2 separate regions of the Mus musculus genome follow, and region 1 is linked to region 2. The links are chromatin loops, found by intact Hi-C in ENCODE. Cell type or tissue: heart. All regions are shown on one strand. Links, peaks and the distances in the headings refer to the core of each region. The heading gives the core; the rest is flanking DNA. Region 1 overlaps Dgat2 (diacylglycerol O-acyltransferase 2). Region 2 overlaps Mogat2 (monoacylglycerol O-acyltransferase 2).

The links. Peaks named below come from ENCODE experiments on the same cell type or tissue, not always from the same donor. Only the 100,000 strongest peaks of a DNase experiment are listed, where the experiment ranks them.
Region 1: it touches region 2 in a loop (5-fold over the local background); 8 of 42 quality-filtered maps call a loop at or near these places.

What each region holds. Positions count from the first base shown.
Region 1 is chr7:99,146,337-99,156,802 of GRCm38, forward strand. Dgat2 (diacylglycerol O-acyltransferase 2) reads right to left here. Exons shown (of 8, transcript NM_026384.3): 8 at 7,327-8,364. The coding sequence ends at 8,210. Among named protein-coding and RNA genes, the nearest start is that of Uvrag, 10 kb to the left of the region's middle. In heart, for the core only: no CTCF peak of the experiment used is centred there; DNase peaks (open chromatin) are centred at 5,185, 7,703 and 8,455.
Region 2 is chr7:99,225,246-99,235,711 of GRCm38, forward strand. Mogat2 (monoacylglycerol O-acyltransferase 2) reads right to left here. Exons shown (of 6, transcript NM_177448.4): 2 at 7,213-7,391. Among named protein-coding and RNA genes, the nearest start is that of Mogat2, 8.1 kb to the right of the region's middle. In heart, for the core only: CTCF peaks have their summits at 4,329 (motif pointing left) and 7,518 (motif pointing left); no DNase peak of the experiment used is centred there; H3K27ac peaks cover 695 bases.

The DNA.
Region 1 (10,466 bases), core at 881-8,880, 79 kb before region 2:
AGGCAGATTCCCAAGGAGCCTATACAAACCAAGCCTGCCTGAGGGGCAGGCCCCTGCATAGCACGTCTCCTCTTTTCCCTTCCAATTCCGTTCCCGATTGGATCCGAGCTGATGGCTACCTCCTCTGGGCTCCCTCATGGCTTTCTCACATGTCTTCATCAGTATATCCATGTGTTCAGTTATACACTCTGTGTAAACCTCTGGTTTGTTTGTTTGTTTGTTTTTAAGATGTATTTATTTATTATATACAAGTACACTATAGTTGTCTTCAGACATACTAGAAGAGGGCATCAGATCTCATTACAGATGATTGTGAGCCACCATATGGTTGCTGGGATTTGAACTCAGGACCTCTGGAAGAGCAGTCAGTGCTCTTAACCACTGAGCCATCTCTCCAGCCCCAAACCTCTGTTTTTGATATCTCTTTATCTGAATCCCTAGCATCCAGACCCTGTGGGGGGGGGGGGGGCTTCACAAGCATTACTGAGTACATGGCAGGATAAAGTCACTGAGCATGGATAGATGCTTGAATGTTGGGAGAGTCATACAAGGACCACACATGTTAGCTCATCATTGTGTCCAAATACCTGAGGACAATCAATTTAATACCAGAAAGAGGTTGTTCTGCCCCAGCTTTCAGCCCTGTTATTTGGGCCCGTGGCAGCTGCAGTGCATCAAGGCAGGTGTGTGTGTGACAGAGGAAGCTCGTTCCCTTCATGACCGCCAAGACACTTAAGAAAGGGAAATGAGAAAGATCGTGGTTCCTAAATGTGTCTCAAGGTTCCATCCCCCAGTGCCCTAACTTCCCTCACTAGGCCCTACCTCCTAACCTCCTCCCCCACGCCCTGAGGAGCAGCCCTCAACACATGGGACTCTGGGAATTCCAGAGCCAAGCTAAAACACCTCCACTCCACGTCTCTCCAAATGGAGTTTCTCCAGATCCACAGAGAGGAAGCGAACTTGCCAAGGTCACACAGAAAGTTTTGTCTGCCACACAGGCAGAGTCTTGTGCTTGCTCCAATCCCTATAGTTTCACAGTCCTGACTATAAATGCGCTGATGTGTGCACAGGAGCTTGGGGACATGCGGCAAGCCAGAGAAACAACAAATACTACACTGTAAGGCATGGAGAACCCCAGCTCAGATCCAGCAAGAGGTGTCCAGAGGGGACAGACCCTAGGAATGGGCTTTCATGGGGAGGCCAGAAGGGCACAGAGGGGTCAGCTGTGCAGAGGTTGGTGAGAGCAAGGGGAGGGGTATCGGCCAAAGGAACAGGAGCAGCAGCTTGGAGATGTGGCACGAACCACAGAACTAAGGAGACGACGGCCAGGTGCAATGGGTGGGGAGCACCATGCTGAGGAGAAGCGGGAGAAGGAGGGTCAGTTCTTAAAGAACAAGCATGTCAAAACTCAAAGTGAAACTGGACTTGTGGCGCTCTAGTTTACAGTGCTCCTATATGTAGTTTCATGAGGCAGAGGCCACTCCATCTTAGCACTGCAGACCCCATGACCTGGCCACTCGACTGCAGGGGATGAAGCTAGAGATCTGTCAGGGGCAGTCCTCTGAGTGTTGCAGGCCACCATACCACTGGTTGGCATATCTTTGAAGCAGACAATGGTTGAAGGGTTTAAATAAGGGAGTGGCGTGATCTGATTGATGTCTTGGACATGTTACTCTGAGCATCAGTGAGATGGCTCAGTGGTAAAGGTCACTGCCAGCAAGCCCAACCACCTGAGCTCTATCCCCTTAGCCCAGATGGTAGGAGAGAGCCTGTTCCTGATCCTCCAGGCATGCGCATGCCCACACACAAACACACACACACACACACACACACACACACACACACACACACGAGTGTGCATTCACAGATATACAATTATAATTTCTGACATGCTGAGATAGCATGGTGGTGCAGGTCTGTATTCCTGGCACGTGCAAGGTAGAGAGGCAGGTGGAATCAATTCAAAACTAGACTATCTCAAAAAAGGGTGGGGGGGGAGTAGAGGTGCAGTGTTTGTATGTGGGGGAGAACACTATCTTGGCTGTAGGAAAAGCCTGGATATATAACATAGTGATTAGAAGACTAACCTAGAGGTCTAAAGTCCAAGATCAGTCTAGACCTGCATTTTTTAAATTAAATAATTTAATATATGTTTTCCTGCATGTATGTATGTATGTAAACTATGTTCATGCCTGGTGCCTATAGAGGCTAGAAGAGGGCATCAGATCCCCTGGGACTGGAGTTACTGACAATTGTCCACTGCAAAAACAGCCAGGAGACAAGAACTTGAGGTCGGTTAGGTGTCCAGAGTGAGTTCCATACCAGCATGAGGGACAGAGTGAGACTTGGTCATACCGATCCAAGCTCAGGAGCTGGAGAGATGGGCCCACAATGAGGAGCACTGGCTGCCCTTCTGGGGGGACCTAGGTTTGATTCAGACCCTCCACATGACAGCTTCCTACCATCTGTAATTCCAGTTCGAGAAGCCCTTGCAACCTCTTCTGACCTCCACAGGCACCAGGCATGTGCACAGTACACACTTACATACATGCAGGCAAAACACTCGTACACATACAATCAAAACTCGGGCAGGAGAGATGGCTCAGAGGTTAAGAGCACTGGCTGCTCTTCCGGAGGACCTGGGTTCAATTTTCAGAACCCACATGCCAGCTCACAGCTGTGTTACTCCAGTTCCAGGTGAACCAACACCCTCACACAGAGATACACACAGGCAAAACATTAAAAGAAAATAGCTAAAAATAAAAAAATTATTTTTAGAATCTTTATAAAAAAGAATATATTATTTAGAACTTTGAATTTCAGCAGACAGTAAGAACCTCACTCCCACCAGCAACAAAAATACCAAAGGCAAAACTCCCTAGGCAGCTCTTCCCCTTTTTCTTCTTCTAAAAAAAAAAAAAAAAAAACCTGACCCAAGACAGGAGCCCAAGGTCGAACCCATGAACAATACAGCATCAGTGAGAGAAGGGCCCAGAGGAGAGAGGCAGAACCAGGGATGATAAGGAGGGTTTGCTCATGGGGGGGGGGGGGTGACCCTGGCACACAGGCTGGAACCAGAGTGGGTAAGAAAGGTGTCAGGTAGCTGACTGCCTAGAGCAAGGGGGCAAAATCCAAGCCAGAGGAGGTGCAGCCAGGCCTGGAGGTATGCACTGGAATCCTTAGCTACTGAACCGAAGGGGATTCTAGGGACCCTGCCTTGTGTTCAATCTACACTGTCCACAACCAGCAAGAAAAAAAAAAAAAATAGAGCAACTGTGTTGGGAAAAGGAAGAATTAAGTAACTCGTCGCCTTGAACCTGATCCATTTGCTGTAACAAACATTAAGAAAAAGGATGCTAGCCCTGGTGGTACACACCTTTAATCCCAGACTCCTGTGAGTTCCAGGCCAGACTTGTCTACCTGGTGAGTTCCAAGACAGCCAGAGCTATAGAGACCTAAGTCTCAAAATACAAACAGATGACATTTGAGTCAGGCCTGAGGACTGGATGGTAGTGATGGTTCTATGTGAATTCCCCAGTCTTCCTGGCTTTATTATGCCTACACTTTTCCGTTTCTGCAATGGGGGAGACAAGACTAAAGCCAGGACGCTAGGCAGGAGAGGTGAACCCTCAGTGTGAGCTATGCCCCCAGCCCCTAGATCGCGATCTGCTTAGGTTGCAGAGCGAGCGCCCGTACCCGCCTCGCTCACTCCTTTGTATTTGCAGCTTCCTTGTGAGATTCCCTCTTTAAAAATCTCCTGCTCATCTTATAACTTCCAAGAACAAAATGAAAGCAGGCTTTATCCTTTTCATCGTATTTGGCTCAGTAAGATTTAATGTTGATCAACTTAACATAGCAAGGGAGTTTCGCAGCTGGGAGAAAGGGATTTCTCTGTCAGCCATGTGTAGTAGATAGAGGGTGACCCTGAACTCTTGATCCCCTTGCTCACACTGCCCAGTGCTGGAATTAATGCAAAGACTGCCATGTCTAGCAAGACTTAGATTTTGCCAGGCAGTGGTGGCGCAGGCCTTTAATCCCAGCACTTGGGAAGCAGAGGCAGGTGGTTCTCTGAGTTCGAGGCCAACCTGGTCTACAGAGTGAGTTCCAGGACAACCAGGGCTACACAGAGAAACCCTGTCTCAAACAACAACAACAACAAAAGTAATGATAGAAAAAAAAAAGACTTAGCTTTTAAGACTATTAACTTGTATGGTGTGTGGCAGACAATGGTGATAAGCAGTTTTGTGTCCTAGCAACAGCTCGTGAGGTTAGAAAGGTCAGGCTGTGGTACTAAGCTCAACTTCAGGGTTTGGTTTGGTTTGGTTTGGTTTGGTTTGGTTTTTTTTGAGACATGGTTTCTGTGTGGCCCTGGCCATCCTGGAACTCACTCTGTAGACCAGGCTGGCTGGGACTCAGAGATCTGCCTGCCCCTGCCTCCTAAGTGCTGGAATTAAAACTGTGTGCTGCCACCACCGTAGCAGTCGCTGCCGCTGCCACCACCACCAGGCTGTGAGCTCAACTTCTAAAGCAGTCTAACTTTGTGTTACAAATCCTACATTTCATATTCTATTTAATATATTGGATTTCTTTTCATTTTTTGGTACATTGGCTGCCTGTAACTCTTGCTGTGCTTCGATGACAAAGTTAATTTAAAATCACAGCAACCGTTTTCTGGATAGGGCCTCTAGGCTAAGCCCTGGGGTGAACATTCTTAGTTCTCGTTGTTCCTAAAACGAGGTCTGTGCATTTTACAGGTGCAGAGGCTGAGACACTTACAGGCTGGTGCTGACGGCGTCTGCCATGACACACGCATGACAGTCCATCAACAGTAATCTATGATTTTAGGGATAAAAAAGGAAATAATTCAATTCTCAGAACCGTGGGGAAATAGAACGGGATCTTTTAGAAAGATGAGTGGGTTTTTGCCCTATGACCTTAATGTGGTGGCTAAGTTTCTGTCTAGTCCTCTAAATCCATTAATCTCTAACTTCTAGCTTAGGACAGAGCTAGATTCTTGTCAAAATGTGAGGCAGTCAGACAACCCTGTCACATTTGCTGTGGAACCATTTTCGGCGCCCCCTTGTGGCTGTGAGGCCTTCAGACAACCCTATCACATTTGCTGTGGAACCATTCTCGGCGCCCTCTTGTGGCTGTGGCTGTGAGGCCTTCAGACAACCCTGTCACATTTGCTGTGGAACCATTCTCGGTGCCCTCTTGTGGCTGTGGCTGTGAGGCCTTCAGACAACCCTGTCACATTTGCGGTGGAACCATTCTCAGCGCCCCCTTGTGGCTGAGCTAGAAATGACTCTTCTTCAGAAGGCCAAGCCTGCAACCCCCATTCTCCATGGACAGCAGAGGACCTTCTAATAAGGTAGTTCCTTCTAGCACAGCAAACCTCCCAGCATGCAGCTAGGGACCCCTAACTATAGCAAAAGATCAGAGCTGGCTTCAGCTCTGGGCACGCTGCTGCCTGATGTACGGGAACCCCTACTGGGACTATCCACACTGAGGTAGCTGAGTTTCCCAGTACACAGTAGGCACTTGCTGGTAAGAAATCTAATCCTTAGGAATGCCCTTCCACCACTGGTGCATACTTGCTTAAGGCTAGGCCTGAGCCTGGAGCCAGAGGCCTTTGTATCTATTGTCCGGTTAATTGCAGACTGAGACTAGGAACTTGGTGTGGACTTGAGGTTCTCACGAGAAAACTGGCCTTGCCTCCACCAGAAGGAAATGGCTGTTTTCTGGCCTGAGCTTCCAGGCTCCTGAGGACTGCCTAATGTAACTGAAGTCAGCAGAGGCCTCCTGCTCTCTAGCCCCTGTCGCCTGGAATGTGGAACTCCCTGCCCTCAAAAAAAAAAAACCAACCAACCAACCAACCAACCAAGCCTCACAGACCCAGTTGCATCCATAGGCGCTGGATGTGGGCAAGCAGCAGTGCGGTGTGGCCCTCTCCATCTTTGCACCCGCTACTCTACCTACCCAGCTCCCCCCACCCCACCTCTTAGTCCTAACATCTTCAGTGAAGCTCCAGGTAGGGCTACAGAGACTGTCACAGCCCTCAGTGTTGTCCCTTGTTCCCACGGTCTCTGCGGCCCACTAACAGCTTCAGGCAGGGGAGATGTCCTGAGGTGGAGGAATGGCAAACAGGCTGTGGGATGGGTATGCTGACAGTGAGGAGGTTGGAATGAGGTCTGTGGTCGAACTGGGTGGGTTTCTGGCTGCTGAGTAGTCACCAAACTGAATGAATAAGAACAAGCAGGTGACACCTTCTAAAACCTGTAACCACACACGCATCAGGTGACATCAGCCTGGTCCCCACCTCTTTAGTGTAGCTGAGACTAAGCAAAGGGCACAGGAGCCTTCCGGCTCTGCTGTTCTAGGACCTGCTCACACATGCTGTGTGTGAGCTTACAATGAGGCTACCCGGCCCTTGCCTCTCCAAATTCACCTCCTCGAGTCTAATGAAAGCAAGGCTAAGACACCATTCCCAAGGTCAGTTACACAGGGCTGTGGCTTTTGCTCTTCCCTGTGCACTGGCTCCTCTCGCTGCTCAGCTGTGAGCTACCCTGTGGAAAGGTATACAGGGCAAGGAGCTACGGGTGGCCTCCGCTAACAGTAAGGGGGGGGGGGGGGACTCCTGTCGTCACGTCACCCACATCAACAGCAGGAAGCAGCTCTCCCTTACTCAGGCTCAGGATGCTGTTAGCACTGAGCAACACCAGCAAACAGAGGCTCAAAGTAAAGTACCAGTGCCTGGCTTACGACAGTGGAGCAAATGCTTAAAGTCACACTTTAAAAACCTTGTATGTATGGGTATTTTGCCTGCACATGCCTGTTACACCACTATCTGCCTTGTGCCCACAGAGGATAACAAATACCCTAGAACTGGAGTTACAGAGAGTTGTAAGCTACCATGTGGCTATTAGAAATTAAACGAAGAGCCGGGCGGTGGTAGAGCGTGCCTTTAATCCCAGCACTTGGGAGGCAGAGACAGGCGGATTTCTGAGTTCGAGGCCAGCCTGGTCTACAAAGTGAGTTCCAGGACAGCCAGAGCTATACAGAGAAACCCTTTCTCAAAAAACAAAAAACAAAAAACAAAAAAACAAAAAAAAAAAGAAAAGAAATTAAACAAAGGTCCTAAAAGCAGCCAACCTTCTTAACCACTGAGCCATCTTTCCACCCTTGTAGCCACTAAATCTTGAAGCCAGTTGTTACCCAGCCCATAAAAGCCCAAGGTTGAGGGCTACTGAAGGGATTCTGTGGTTTGTCCTGTGCAATAGGATGGGTAGTGTGTACGTACAGCATTAAGCAACAACTCACAGGCTGTTCTTGTTTCCATTTATTAGTCTAGGAATATACAAAAGTGTGACATGGCACAACAATCTCATGGAGAAAACAGAATACACAGGAGGGTAGCTTTCTCCCAACGCCTCATAAAGGCACACACGTGAGGCTTGGTTTGGGGGGGGGGCCTCCTGTCCTGGACCCAGTGTGCTGCACAGGAAGCCAGGCACCTCTGTGAAGAGAAGAGAAGCCCTTCCTCACACCAGACTTGGGGTGTGGCTCAGGAGGATATGCGCCAGAGCAACGCTGAGCTGTGTCCATGGTGCCAACCTCCAGAGTGAAACCAGCCAACAGCAGCGAGATAACCCAAGACGGCACCTGTGGGACAGCCGTGTCCCTAGCCAGGAGACAGGAGGCCAGGGTAGGCTCAGATTGGAGAAGAGGGCTAGGGTGAGGAGCAGAGACCCAAGCCGGGCAGTCCAGATGTTATCTACCCTCCCCAAGTGGGGCCAGCTGTGCCCTCAGCCTCCCCTTGGTACGAGGAACCCGACCTGCAGCCACGGGTGGGACATGGCCTCTGCCTCTCAAGAATCCCTGGAGTCACTAAGGACTGCCCTTGCCCAGCTAGCCAGGGCCAAGTGTCTGTCGTCTGGGGAACGCTAGAAGGGGTGGGTAAGAAACCACCAAGGCCCATAAATATCAGCCTCCACCTTGAGCAGGACACACTAGAAGTGAGCTTAAAATACTGACTCTTCCCTTCTTAAAAAACATCTAACATTGCAATGGTTTAACAAATTATAATTTCTTTTAAATAACCCACAGACACCCATGACGCTTCCAAATTTACAGAACAAAATGCACTCAAGAACTCGGTAGAAAAGGATCTGCAGTCGTCCCTCCCAGGAGCTGGCACGCGAGGGCTGGGTCAGTTCACCTCCAGCACCTCAGTCTCTGGAAGGCCAAATTTGGTCTTGTGATTGTCAAAGAGCTTCACCAGGGCCTCCATGTACATGGCATGGTACAGGTCGATGTCTTTCTGGGTCGGGTGCTCCAGCTTGGGGACAGTGATGGGCTCCCCCACTGCAGAAGAGGGACAGAGGATCTGTCAGTCAGCGTCACCGAGTGGCCCATTCCTGGGTGCCCAGTGGGAGGTGACCCTGTGCTACGGGCAGCATGGGAAAGACCCCACCCGAGAGTGTGGCCTCTGAGCCCGGGTGAAGCCTAGCTCCACACTCTGCCATGAGTTCCCGAGTAAGGTGTGGACCACAAGCTTAGCTTTGGCTTCACTCAGGACAAACCCCGCCACCTCTCAGAGCCTCAGTTTCCCCATCTGCCACCCAACATCTGTCTCACAGAGCTTTCCTTCTTTGCCTCATCCTGCAACATGTTCAAGCCCAGCCCAGCCCAGCCCAGCCCACAGTCCAGCCCACCCCAGCCCACAGCCCAGCCCAGCCCAGCCCAGCCCAGCCCAGCCCAGCCCAGCCCACAGCCCAGCCCACAGCCCAGCCCACAGCCCAGCCCACAGCCCAGCCCACAGCCCAGCCCACCCCAGCCCACAGTCCAGCCCACCCCAGCCCACAGCCCAGCCCACCCCAGCCCACAGCCCAGCCCACCCCAGCCCACAGCCCAGCCCAGCCCAGCCCACAGCCCAGCCCACCCCAGCCCACAGCCCAGCCCAGCCCAGCCCACAGCCCAGCCCACAGCCCAGCCCACAGCCCAGCCCACAGCCCAGCCCACAGCCCAGCCCACAGTCCAGCCCACCCCAGCCCACAGTCCAGCCCACCCCAGCCCACAGCCCAGCCCAGCCCAGCCCACAGCCCAGCCCAGCCCAGCCCACAGTCCAGCAGCACTGTTCAGACTCTTCTCCCTGACGCATACACACCCCTCCCCACCGCCACAGCTTCAGCCAAGGCTCCTGAAGCCCCAGGCTGGCCTCCTGGCTTCTGCTTTTGGCCCATCCTAACCTTTGTTCTCCCCTGGACCTAACAGCTCCCGGGATCCCTTAAAGCTGTAGATGCGTGCAGATCTCACTCTCATCTAAGCAGCTTCTCTTCCCAGCAGGCAGAGGTGATTACAGAAAGCCACAACTGGTCAAAATCTCATCCAGGGGAGCTCAGCCCTAACGCACAGGTCTACAATAGAACCCCCACACCCAGAGCTGGACAGCATCTCAGAAGAGGAGACAGAAAGACTGTGAGAGCCAGAGGACCGGGAAGTCGGCTGAGGGAGTTGGTCCCCTAGAAACGACAGGGAAGCTAACCCCACGATATTTCAACAATATGAACCAGACCTGAACAATGGCCAGAGTGAGACACGCCAGCCCAGAAGGGCACTCTTGGGGGTGGTGCTCCTAGACTAAGAACCACAGGCAACTAGTGACGGCTGAGAGCAGGGCTAAGTCTTCTCCCAGGGCTAAGTCCCCTTTGGTAACCCAACACCAAAAGGTTAGCCCTGAAATCTTATCAGGGGACACCAGAGTGAGTGAAGAGTGCCCGGAGCTCCCCTCCAACTGCCCCGCAGCAGCTTCCCACCCTGCAGCTGAGGAGGCTGCACTGGCTCAAGTCCCGGCCCCTCAGCCACTCCACTGTACCCCCACCCCACCCCACCCCTGCAAGACGAGCAGCCCTGCGAGGAGCACAGGCAAAAATGCCCACCCTCAATACGTGGGTACTGCCTGACCTTTGGACATTCCAGTCCACTCTTCAGAGCCACACGTGCCCATGAGATCTCAGGCTTAGGAGCTTAAACCCACACCCACATGCACGCACACACCCCCACAGCCCTGATCCTTGATTTTCTGAATGCTCTGACTTGTCCTCAAAAGCAAACACTCACTGCTAGTTGTCCCCTTAGGTCCCACGGGTCTATGTTTGTTTACTCTTCTTTCTGTTCCTCAGAAGAATCAATACCTTGTTTTTAGAACTCTTGTTAGGCAGTTTTTATTTTATGTTGAGCCAGGGCTTCACTATGTAGCCCTGGCTGGCCTGGAACTTGTGATGGAGAGCAGACTGGCCCCAAACCTGCACCAGTTCTGTCTCTGTCCTCCATACTAGGATTGCATGCACACACAACGACACCTGGCTCCTCCCCCCTCTTCTCTGCTAAGAATTCGCAGCCGGCAGGGTAGGAGATGTTTCCTGGGTGGGCACACTATTGAGTAGAGCAGCAGACCAATCCTATAG
Region 2 (10,466 bases), core at 850-8,849:
CCTAGGAGATGTTGGAAACCCAGTGGAGTCAGAGCTCTGGCTTTTGCCACTGGAAGAGGCACTATCCCAGGATAAGGTGGTCATTCCTTATTCCTTACGTGGGAACACTTGCTATGTAAATTCTGCCCCTCTATGAAAACAAATGGAAATTTATGAAAGCAAAACAAAAGAGAATGGATCTTGCATCCCAGTAGCTCACGGCTGAGGGGTTTAGCCTATGGAATTGCTTGCACTTTGGGCAAACGCCATCTGAGCGATGTCATTCATGGAAGAATCGGTGTTTGTTAATATCAGAAACTTGTCCTCCACACAGATGTCCACCAACAGGGCTTGTCTGGACAAACCGGGAATGAGGCACACAAGGGACACTACAGCCAGAGAGGATTATGAAACAAGCTGAGATCACATGTCAAGTGAGCAGCCAGGAGCAGGACAGTGAGTGCAGGGCACGGCCACTGAGCATGACTGCACCAAACACTGATGCTCAGAGATGCTCCCAAGGATGGGACCTGGGGTGATGAGTATGTCCTAGACTATCTAGCCAGTGAACCCTGTGGATCCTCCCTGTCTCTGCCCCCTCAGTGAGAGGATTACAGGTGGCCACTACACCTGGCATTTTTACATTTGTACTGGGCATCAAATTCAAGTTTTCAGGCTTTCAAGTGAGGCAAGTGCTTTACCTCCTCGGCCCTAGAATGGAGTCTTTTTATACCTGCTTTTCTGTCCTCCTGGATTTTGAACAAGAACACATTACTACTTTAAATAAATACATGCACAAATGAACAATTGTACCCATGACAGTAAAGCATTTGCATAGAGAGAAATATCCTGGCGAGCATGGGGACCCTGTGAACTGACATTTGCGTACGTATTGACGTGCACACGTGCAAGTGTATGCCCTGGAGGATGGCCGTGGTCCCACTGAGTGCTGGTCTGAGCTTTCCCACAGGTGGTTCCTACTGGTATCTTCTGTGCTACCCAGCCACTGTTCCCTGGGAAGACTGGAGGCTATGTCTCCTATGCATCCTGTCTCCACAACACGACAGGACAGAGGAGATGCCTCAGAAAGACTTTCCCTCAGACTGAGGGAAAGAAGGAAGGAAGCCAGCGGAAGAGGCTGATGTGGCTTCCTCAGGATGACGGCATCTCCGACCCTAATCCTGTCCTGACACACCACCTGGATTCCACCGAGCTCGTGAGAGAGAGTATCCTAAGCTAGGAGTCTAGAAGCTCACCTCAGGATTCTGCCGGACCCTCCTCCTCCATGCCTCAGCTGTTAACAGGGCGGTGGTAATGCTTGCCTGACAGACTTGTTACAGGTTGCCAGGAGGAAGAAGAGGAGCGTTGGTGAAGTCCACCGGTCTCTCTGAAGCCCCCTCAGTTCTGCTAAAGCAGGGAAAGGCCAAGCAAAGTGTGGGTGTCCGGAGAAATCTGGGCTGGGTGTCAGCCAGGTTGCTAGACTTTGGAGCGCCTCGGGTATCCGTATCACCTGCACACCATAGTACCCAGTCTTTGAAAGTCTATGGTTGAGTCAAGTGCACTTGGAAACAGCTGTGGATTCTCACCACTGACCCCAAAGCACACTCCCGGCTCCAGAAGGGAGCCCACTTCATCGTGACTCATTTCTTTCTCGGCTGCCCTGATAACCGCCAATCTGTTCTCCATCTTTCCGGGTTTGCCTGTCCTGGACAATGTATACAGGAAACCACACACATGTGACCTTTATAACTGGATTCTTGGACTTACTGGCATGTGTTCAAGGTCTCTAGGTTTCTTTCATGCCCTGTTACGGATTGTACTTCACTCCATTTTTATGAGCAAATAATATTCCATTGTATGGACAGACTGCTACTTTATCAGCTGAGGAGCACTTGAGTACTTTCTACTCTTTGGCTGTTATGAACGTCATGGCCCTGAAAATGTATGAACATTCTTTCAGTTCTGAGGGAAAAATCCCAAAAATCGTAAGACCCGCCTCCAAGCCTGCACAGAAGGCCCCAACATCATACAGTGCTCTATCACACTAGCTTAGTCCAGGCTCTCTGTATGTGCCCTGTGCCTTCTCAAACCCTTCTGTGCCTCACATGCTCCAGGGTCCACTGATTTCTTAGCTCTTTTAGACACACAAAGCACCTGTACAGCTAGCTAGCTTACAGCACTTACCTGGGCCCTAGAGGCTGGCTGCAGTGTGTTAGCCTATTGCACAAGTGAGCTAGCGGAGTACAGAGGCGATAAGAGAATTGCCTAGAAGCACAGAGGTGACTTGGATCTAAGACCTGCCATCTCTTGCTGAGAGCGTAGGAGGGAGCCAGAAAGCCTTTGCTTCAGGACACAGAGCATGCAGGACTGGCTTTGGAACTTTGGCACTCAGGAATAGCTTTGGAACTTTAGTCCAGGTTACCTCCCTCAGGCTCTGCATCGGCAGCCTCCTCACGCACTCCAGGGCAGGTGGACGGAGATTTTCATACAGGGAAAGTGGTTCATGACCTACTTGTGCACCTAAATTACTTGGCAGGAAAACAGGGTTTGGTTCAGTAGATCTGGTGCTGGCCTTGAGTGTGAGTGCCTATTCCTTGTGTGTGTGAATGAATGAATGCAGATGTGTACATGTATGTGTGCGCATGCATGTGTGGCTGGTTGGGTGGGCACGTGTGTGTATGCAAGGCCTGAAGCAACTTCCCTGTATCCTCCATCCAGCCAGATGAATGGTTGAAGAAAAAGCTATCTTATCTGCCCTTGCAATGTCCCGGGTGTGGGTTTGGCCTCCACAGAGTCTCAGTTAAATTCTCTGCTCCACCTTCCTGCCACACAGTGAGGTCCTCTGCCTGGAGCTCAAGGCCATTTATGGACATGTTCCTCATTTCTAAGCTATACTCCCATCACCATCTTGAAATCAGTATATACCTCACATGTCTCACTGAAGGTGTATTTCTTATGGCCCATAAAATACCTTAAGTTTTATACCATTGAGACTATTACAGACTTGAAGACATTAGGCCTGTACGAGGCCTTGGGAGCCGGAAAGAGTGTCAGAGTGGACGAACAGCTGCAGCACTGACTTTGTGCCAGGTATGGCACACGCCAACCCACTTTGTCCTCCATTGTCACCCCTGAGAGCAATGTTGGTATCCGTGCCCCAGTGCACAGAGGAGGAAACTGAGACTCGTGGCCTTGCTTTGACTCACACAGTTACTGAGGGAACAAAGCCAGGCTGAGCCCGGGGCATTGCAAAGCCCTCCCAAATGAAAGACAGTGGATGTTAATGAAGTGGGGGTGTGCTCCAGTCATGCCCCCTGCACTGGTGACCTGGGGAACTGGGATAGCAAGAGTGAAAAGAGGGGTGGGTAAGGGCTCAGGCTGCAGGAGCTTGCAGGCTGTTGCAAAGATGGGTTTTATCCCAAGGAAGGGTGCACGAGGAGCAAGCGGAACGTAGAGAAAGAAAGGCTCTTGGTTGGACTTAGAGTAAAGAGAAGGAGGGATGAGTCAGAGGGGGGAGTTTAGGACCCAGAACACAGGTTCTGGGGCAGTGGTTCTCACTAAGGGGAACAAGTTTGCCATCTCCCACTGGTGTCTGTCTATGGACATTTTCAGTTGTCATGGCTGAAGACGATGGTGCTGGTACCTGGTAGGTAGTTGCCACGGGTGAGAACAGTCGGAAACAAGGGCTTATCTATCACGGCTCTCAGCAGGGATTGAGAAAGCCTGCTGGAAGCTTCTTGCTGGCAGGGACAGGAGTGGGGTGAGAGGTGGTCAGCACCCCTCCGAGCTGACTCAATGATCTGTGTGATGTGCCCAGCACTTCCTGACCCCAGGTCAGGGTCCTGGCCACAGAACTTGGTCCCTCCCAAGGTCTTGGCCTGTGTAGACAGTGTTTATTCTGGGTGATGAAATCTCCACGGGGACACCCAGCTCCTGGGCCCACCTTTCCCATGTGGTGAGGACAGCCCCTCTCCGTGAACTGCCTGACGCCCCACCATTAACTCTTAGGGAGTCAGTAAAGGAGCAGTGTTCTGATTTTGTTGGGTAGTTCCACCCCTGGAAGCTATTTTGTAAAATCATAGTAACAAATAATCAAGACGTGAAAGTCATCAAAAGACCACTCACTGCACTGGAAGGGGAATGCAGAGGCTTGGTGTGTGTGTGTGTGTGTGTGTGTGTGTGTGTGTGTGTGTGTGTGTGTGTGTGTGCAGCAGAGCTGAAAAGAAAAGTACCCAGAAGGGAAGGGAGTTGGTAGAAAATAAAGTCTGCAAGCTACAGTGCACTCCTGGTCACTCCAATCCTAGGCCAGGCACATCCCAGGAGACCAGCATCTCTCCCTCTGCTGGCCACTCACGGGTATTGCCTGCCCCTGGCTGGAGCTTAGGCACAAAGCCTGGGGTAGGCAAAAAAAAAAAAAAAAAAAAAAAAAAAAACAACAACAACAACAACAACACGAGAAACTAGAATTTTTACAAATCAGACAGAGTCCCCTGGCTGAGGAAGGATCAGGAAGATGGTGAACATCCTTGTTATCCCTTCTGTCAGCCCTGCTGCTGGGAAACCAAGTGGGCAGAGGCAGATAGATGCCCTCTAGAGCCCTAGGCTACCCAGGTCTGGAAAATGTCTCTTCTGAGCAGAGGCCTCTGGGAACCTCCACTGACCTGATCCTCTTCAGCCACTACTCAGGCTAGCTTTTGCTTTGGTCGCACTGCACAGCCAGATCCAGCTCAGGAGGCCTCTGGATGAGCAACTGGCCTCTGCCTGTGCTGCGTGCCCTTTACAGAAAGGCTTTTCTTTTTCCTGGTGCGCTCAGGACTATAGCTCCCAAAAGGAAAGTGAAGTCGGAGCCAGAATCTGCAAAACTCAGCGGAGCCCAGAACTAAGCAGGCTTCCTTTGATGCCTCTTACACCTCCCCAGAGAACCCTGACCTCCCCAGCACAGAGCCTAGAGAGAGGCGAGGCAGGAAGAGGGTTCAGAGTCACAGAGTTCAGAGGTCCTGGAGTGAGGACTTAGGACTCTGCCCAAGAAATGCCATGGTTGCTCTTGACTTCCAACAAGCTGTGCAGTGCTGTGCTGTGCTGTTCGTGTTGAGATCCTGGGAGGGGCCCCTAAAGAATAAACAAATCTGAGGAGTGGAAGTGACTGTCATGTTAGTCTAGGCTCCCTCACACTGGACACTAAAATGTTCAATGCCCTTGATGGACAGTCTCTGCTAGCCCCTCCCTGTTCCCTGCCAGCCCCTTTCCTTGGAGGCCCTGCTTACTGGAAAGCTATGGGCTCCTGCATGACCACTGTCACTCAACCTTTGTCAAGCCTTATGGGGCCCCAGGACTCTCAAACGGGCACAGGGTGTGATCCTTGACTGGAGTCCCCATGATACAAGCAAGTTGCTTAACCTTTGTGAGCCTGTTGGTCCCACCGCTCCCCTTTGGCCAGCAGGGAACTTGAGTCCTGGACTCTGCATGGAGAGGAAGAAGTCAGGCTGGGGGCTGGAGAGGTGGCTCAGCGGTTAAGAGCACTGACTGCTCTTCCAAAGGTCCTGAGTTCAAATCCCAGCAACCACATGGTGGTTCACAACCATCCCTAATGAGATCTGACACCCTCTTCTGGGGTTTCTGAAGACAGCTGCAGTGTACTTACATATAATAAAGAAATAAATCTTAAAAAAAAAAAAGTCAGTCTGGGAAGACTGGTCAGTTCCAGGTAGTGTCCTACTGACTCAATGACATGGTGAGAGACCAGCTATTCTCCAAGGGCTTTGTCTTCACAGACTGTTTGAATACACATGTCCAGGAAGGAACATGGCATCATCTCTATCTTGTTTGTTTGTTTTTTGAAGACATGCTTTCTCTGTGTATCCTTAGCTGTCCTGGAACTCACTCTGTAGACCTCAAACTCAGAATTCAAAGATCTATCTGCCTCTGCCTCTGCCTCTGCCTCTGCCTCTGCCTCTGCCTCTGCCTCTGCCTCTGCCTCTGCCTCTGCCTCTGCCTCTGCCTCTGCCTCTGCCTCTGCCTCTGCCTCTGCCTCTGCCTCTGCCTCTGCCTCCTGAGAGCTGGGATTAAAGGCACACGCCACCACTGCATGGATTCTTTTTCATTTTTTAATGATTTATTTATTTATTTTTGTTTTATATGCATTGGTGCTTTGCCTGCGTGTATGTCTGTCTGTGTAGGGTGTCAGATTCCCTCAAGTAGGAGTTTAGACAATTGTAAGCTGCCATGTGGGTTGTAAGAACTACACCTAGGTTCTCTCCAGCCATCTCTCCAGCCCCTGTTTGTTTGTTTGTTTATTTGTTTGTTTTTGAGACAGGGTCTCTCTTCATAGCCCTGGCTATCCTGGAACTTACTATATAGATCAGGTTGGCCTCAAACTCATAAGGCTTTTCCTTCCTCTGCCTTCCAATGCTGGAAATTAAAGGTGTGTCCCACCATGCTCGGCTATCTCTATCTTAAGTGTGACAGGACAGATTCACAGAGAGACTGGGCAACCCGGCTTAGGTCGCACCACCAATACGTGGCACATCTGGATGAGGATCATGACAAGCCATGCTCTAACTGACCTCACCTGGCCTGCATCCCCACTCCATCTCATCCCATCAGTAAGCCAGCACTGCCTGTAGTTCCTGGGTTCAGTCTACCCATATCCCATCAAAGGAGCCCAACTCTGCTCCACTCAGGACCAACCTTCAAGTCCAAGGCCACATGTTCACAGAGACCTGAAAGTGTCATGAACCAAAGATGCCAGATTTGAGGACACTCACGGTAGGAGATGTCTCACTGCTTGTTGGTTCTTAGGGACACTGAGGCCAGCACGGGCCAAGCCTTGCCTAAGGATGTTCAGCCTGCCTGTGGTAAGGCAGGATTGACTCTGAGGCAGTCCTATACCAGTACAGAAACATTAAGCCTGTAAGAGAGTTTGCTGTGGGAGTCAGGTCACACCCAACTGTTTATTGTAATGTGGGGTTGATGATTCCTTAAGACCTACTATTTGTCACCTGGCTCAAAACCAGGGCTGCTGCTAGCTTTGCTCCTATAAGACACACACATCCCCTTCAAACCACATTTACTCTTCAGTGACCATATTGGTCCCACAACCAGAGAGAAGCAATGCTCTTTCATAAGCCTTGTCCAGGCCCCTGCCTCCCAGCCAGCCTTCTGCTTCTCAGACCTCCTGGCCCCACAGAAATGAGTAGCCCAAGGACCCTTTGACCCCCAAAGCCCAGTACTCACAGAGACAGGGAAATAATCCTTCATGTACTTCCATATGGCCAAGCGTCTGAAGAACTGGATGGGCCGGCCTCCCTGCCGCGGCTTGTCCCAGTCCAGGTACCACCAGGTGGCATACAGGACAGAGAAGAGCCAGAACCTTGTGAATAGGAGGCCTACGAAGATGACGATGCAGAGCTGGGCTGGGAGAGAAACAGGAAAGTTAGAGCTGCAAGCAAGGCAGGTAAAAACCCCAGCTTAGCTCTTCCATGACTGTGCCCCCCACCCCGCATCTGCAGTGACCTCCCTCCTGGTGCCTGCAGCGCCCCCTGTCGGGCACACACCACTGAGTGGAAACCAACTTCCGTGCTTCAGATACCACACTGGCTTGGGGCCCAGTCTAAAGTCATCCCTCCCATCCCCCACTACACCAGATGTCTCAACCTTCACTGCTCCCATCCCCAGGAAGGCCATACACATTCAGCAGGTGCTTGAAAAATGGAGCCATGGGTTGAATGGGTTGCCTTCTGATTGCCATAGGGAATCCCAGAGGAAAAAGAGGCACTCCTCTTTCCTGGCCACTTTCTATCTATCCTTGGGTCTCTCCCCATTTGCTGGAGCATCGTTCCCATGGAACACTACTTCACCCTCACTGGTGCAACATCTCTTCCGTTCACTGATGTTTTCCCTTTCTGTGTCATAATCAAGCCCACAGTTCCACACCAGCTAGTTGAATGCTCTCCACACCACTGAGCCACACGCAGGCCCTGACCGGGAATCTTCATCAGCTGCTCATCACATTATCCTATCAGTTTCCATCTTATTCTCACTTGAACCCAGAGCCCACCAGTAAATGCTAGTCTAACCAGTACATGCTAGTCTAGTAACCATGATCCAGTATCCCCCGTCTCTGCCTTCTAAGGGCTGGAATTACTGGCAGGCTGCCATGCCAACTCAGTGTTTACATAAGGTCTAGGGATTCAAACTCTGGTCCTCACATTTGCATTGAGTTGTCTCCCCTGGCCCTGTTCTAAAGTTTTTGGTTCTAGTAAAATGTATAGTGTATCACCATGCCATTGTGAATGTACAGTGCAATTAAGTACATTTTTTATTCAGCCATTGACATCATCTGTCGCCTGAACTCTTTACAGAAACTCCATACTCAGGAGACACTGCCCCCTACCTCCTCCCTAGGTGGGGGCTGGAGGGGGGGGCGCCCATGCTCACTGTGATTCTAAGGACTCCAGGCACACTGTAGCGTGGGGTAATAGGAATTCCTCCCTTCCCCATTAACGTTCCATTGTGTGTATTTAATACATGTTGCTTCTCCATTAGTAGATACTTAGATTGAATGCATGTTTGTTATTTGTTTTAAAATGCCATGAAATTATTTACAAATAAAAACGGGGGGGCTTATGACTTTGTTACTTTGTTTGTAGAGCAGTTGTAGAGGCTTGGAATCCAGTGCCAGTATAAGTAGGAACAGAGGCCAGCACAGATGTCCCCACACCCGGAGGGGACAGAAACCTCCTCCAAGCAGTAGATATGGAGGAAAGGAGGGAGGTTGACTTGGATTTTATTTATTTATGCTTTTCATTAAAATTTTTGCCCTGAGCCGGGCATGGTGGCGCACGCCTTTAATCCCAGCAGAGGCAAGCGGATTTCTGAGTTCGAGGCCAGCCTGGTCTACAAAGCAAGTTCCAGGACAGCCAGGGCTACACAGAGTACCCCTGTCTCGAAAAACTAAAAAAAAAAAAAAAAAAAAAAAATTGCACTAGAAATAGGCAGCAGCCGCTGTAATGGTCACCTACAATCAAAGCTCTTGGAGGCTAAGGCGGGAGGGTTGCAAATTCAGACCTCAGCTACATAGAGAAACCCTTACTGCAAAAAATTGTCTCTCTCCCCCTCTCTCTCCCCCTCTCTGTGTCTTTCTCCATTCTTCTCCCCGCCTGCCCTATGTGTGTATGTGTATGTGTGTGCATGTGTGTATATGCATGCTTGTTTGGCTGTGCAGTTCCCATGTGAGCATGCACATGTTGAGTCCAGAGGTCAGAGGTCATGTGTCTTTCTCTATCATCCTCCATTCCCCCCTTCCCCCCGTACCCCCCACACTCTGGAGCTGAGAACCTAGTCCAGGGCCTTAGATTTGCAAGGCAAGGCTCCACCACTGCCATAAATCCCTAACCCCTCCACCTTAGTTTTGAGACAAGAGTTTTTCACTGACCCTGGCACTCACTGACTCAGCCAGGATGACTGGCAGGGGTACCCTGATCCCCCTGTCTTCCCGGAGCTGGACTTACTGGAGTGTGCCGCCGTACCCAGCTTGGTGCGTGGGCTTGGGGAATCAACTCAGGCTCTCACGCTTGCACAACAAGCACATTCCCAACCCTCCCCGCCGAACCCCAGCGTTTTAACCTTAAAAATAAAACAATAAAACAGCAACAGCTCTTTCCCTTTTGGTTAACCCAAAAGTCTCTGCAGTGGCTCCTATTTGATAAGACCCTCTCTCAGGAAGAAAACTTCACAGTTAGACAGTGGCTGCCTGGAGGGGAGGAATGTGGGAAGTCTTTTACTTAAGGGTTCAATGATGTTTGAATGAGTTGCTTTTGCAGAAAGAAAAAAAAAAAAGCTTAGGAAAGAACAGAGGGCTTTCCCCTCAACTAGAAGTCCACGTGGCCATCCTGGCTCCAGGCCTATTTCTCTGCCCTGTTAACAGCAAACACAGATAGATGGCTTTGCTTGGTAATTTAGGAAGAAAGCCCTTCCTTCCTTCCTTCCTTCCTTCCTTCCTTCCTTCCTTCCTTCCTTCCTTTACCCGGTCTTTAAAAGCTTGCAGTTTCTTTTGTTATTGTTGCTTTGGTTTTTTAAAACAGGGTCTTACAATGTAGCTCTGGCTGCTCTAGAACTCACTATGCACACCAGGCTGGCCTTGAACTCACAGAGACCGCAAGTGCTGGGATCAAAGGGATATGCCTCTATGCCCAGCTAAGCCTGAGGTTTTAAAACCCCTACCTTTTGTTGTTTTGTTTTGTTTTGTTTTTGAGTCAGGGTTTCTCTGTTTGTAGCCTTGGCTGTCCTAGAAGTCACTCTGTAGACCAGGCTGGCCTTGAACTCAGAAATCTACCTGCTTCTGCCTCCCAAGTCCTGGAATCAAAGGCTCGTGTCATCATGTCTGTCTTAAACCCCCACATTTTAGAGACTCAGTATATGCACACTGGCTAAGGTCATATAGCAAGCTAGCAGGGTAATACCTGAGATTCAGTGCTTGGCTCAAACCA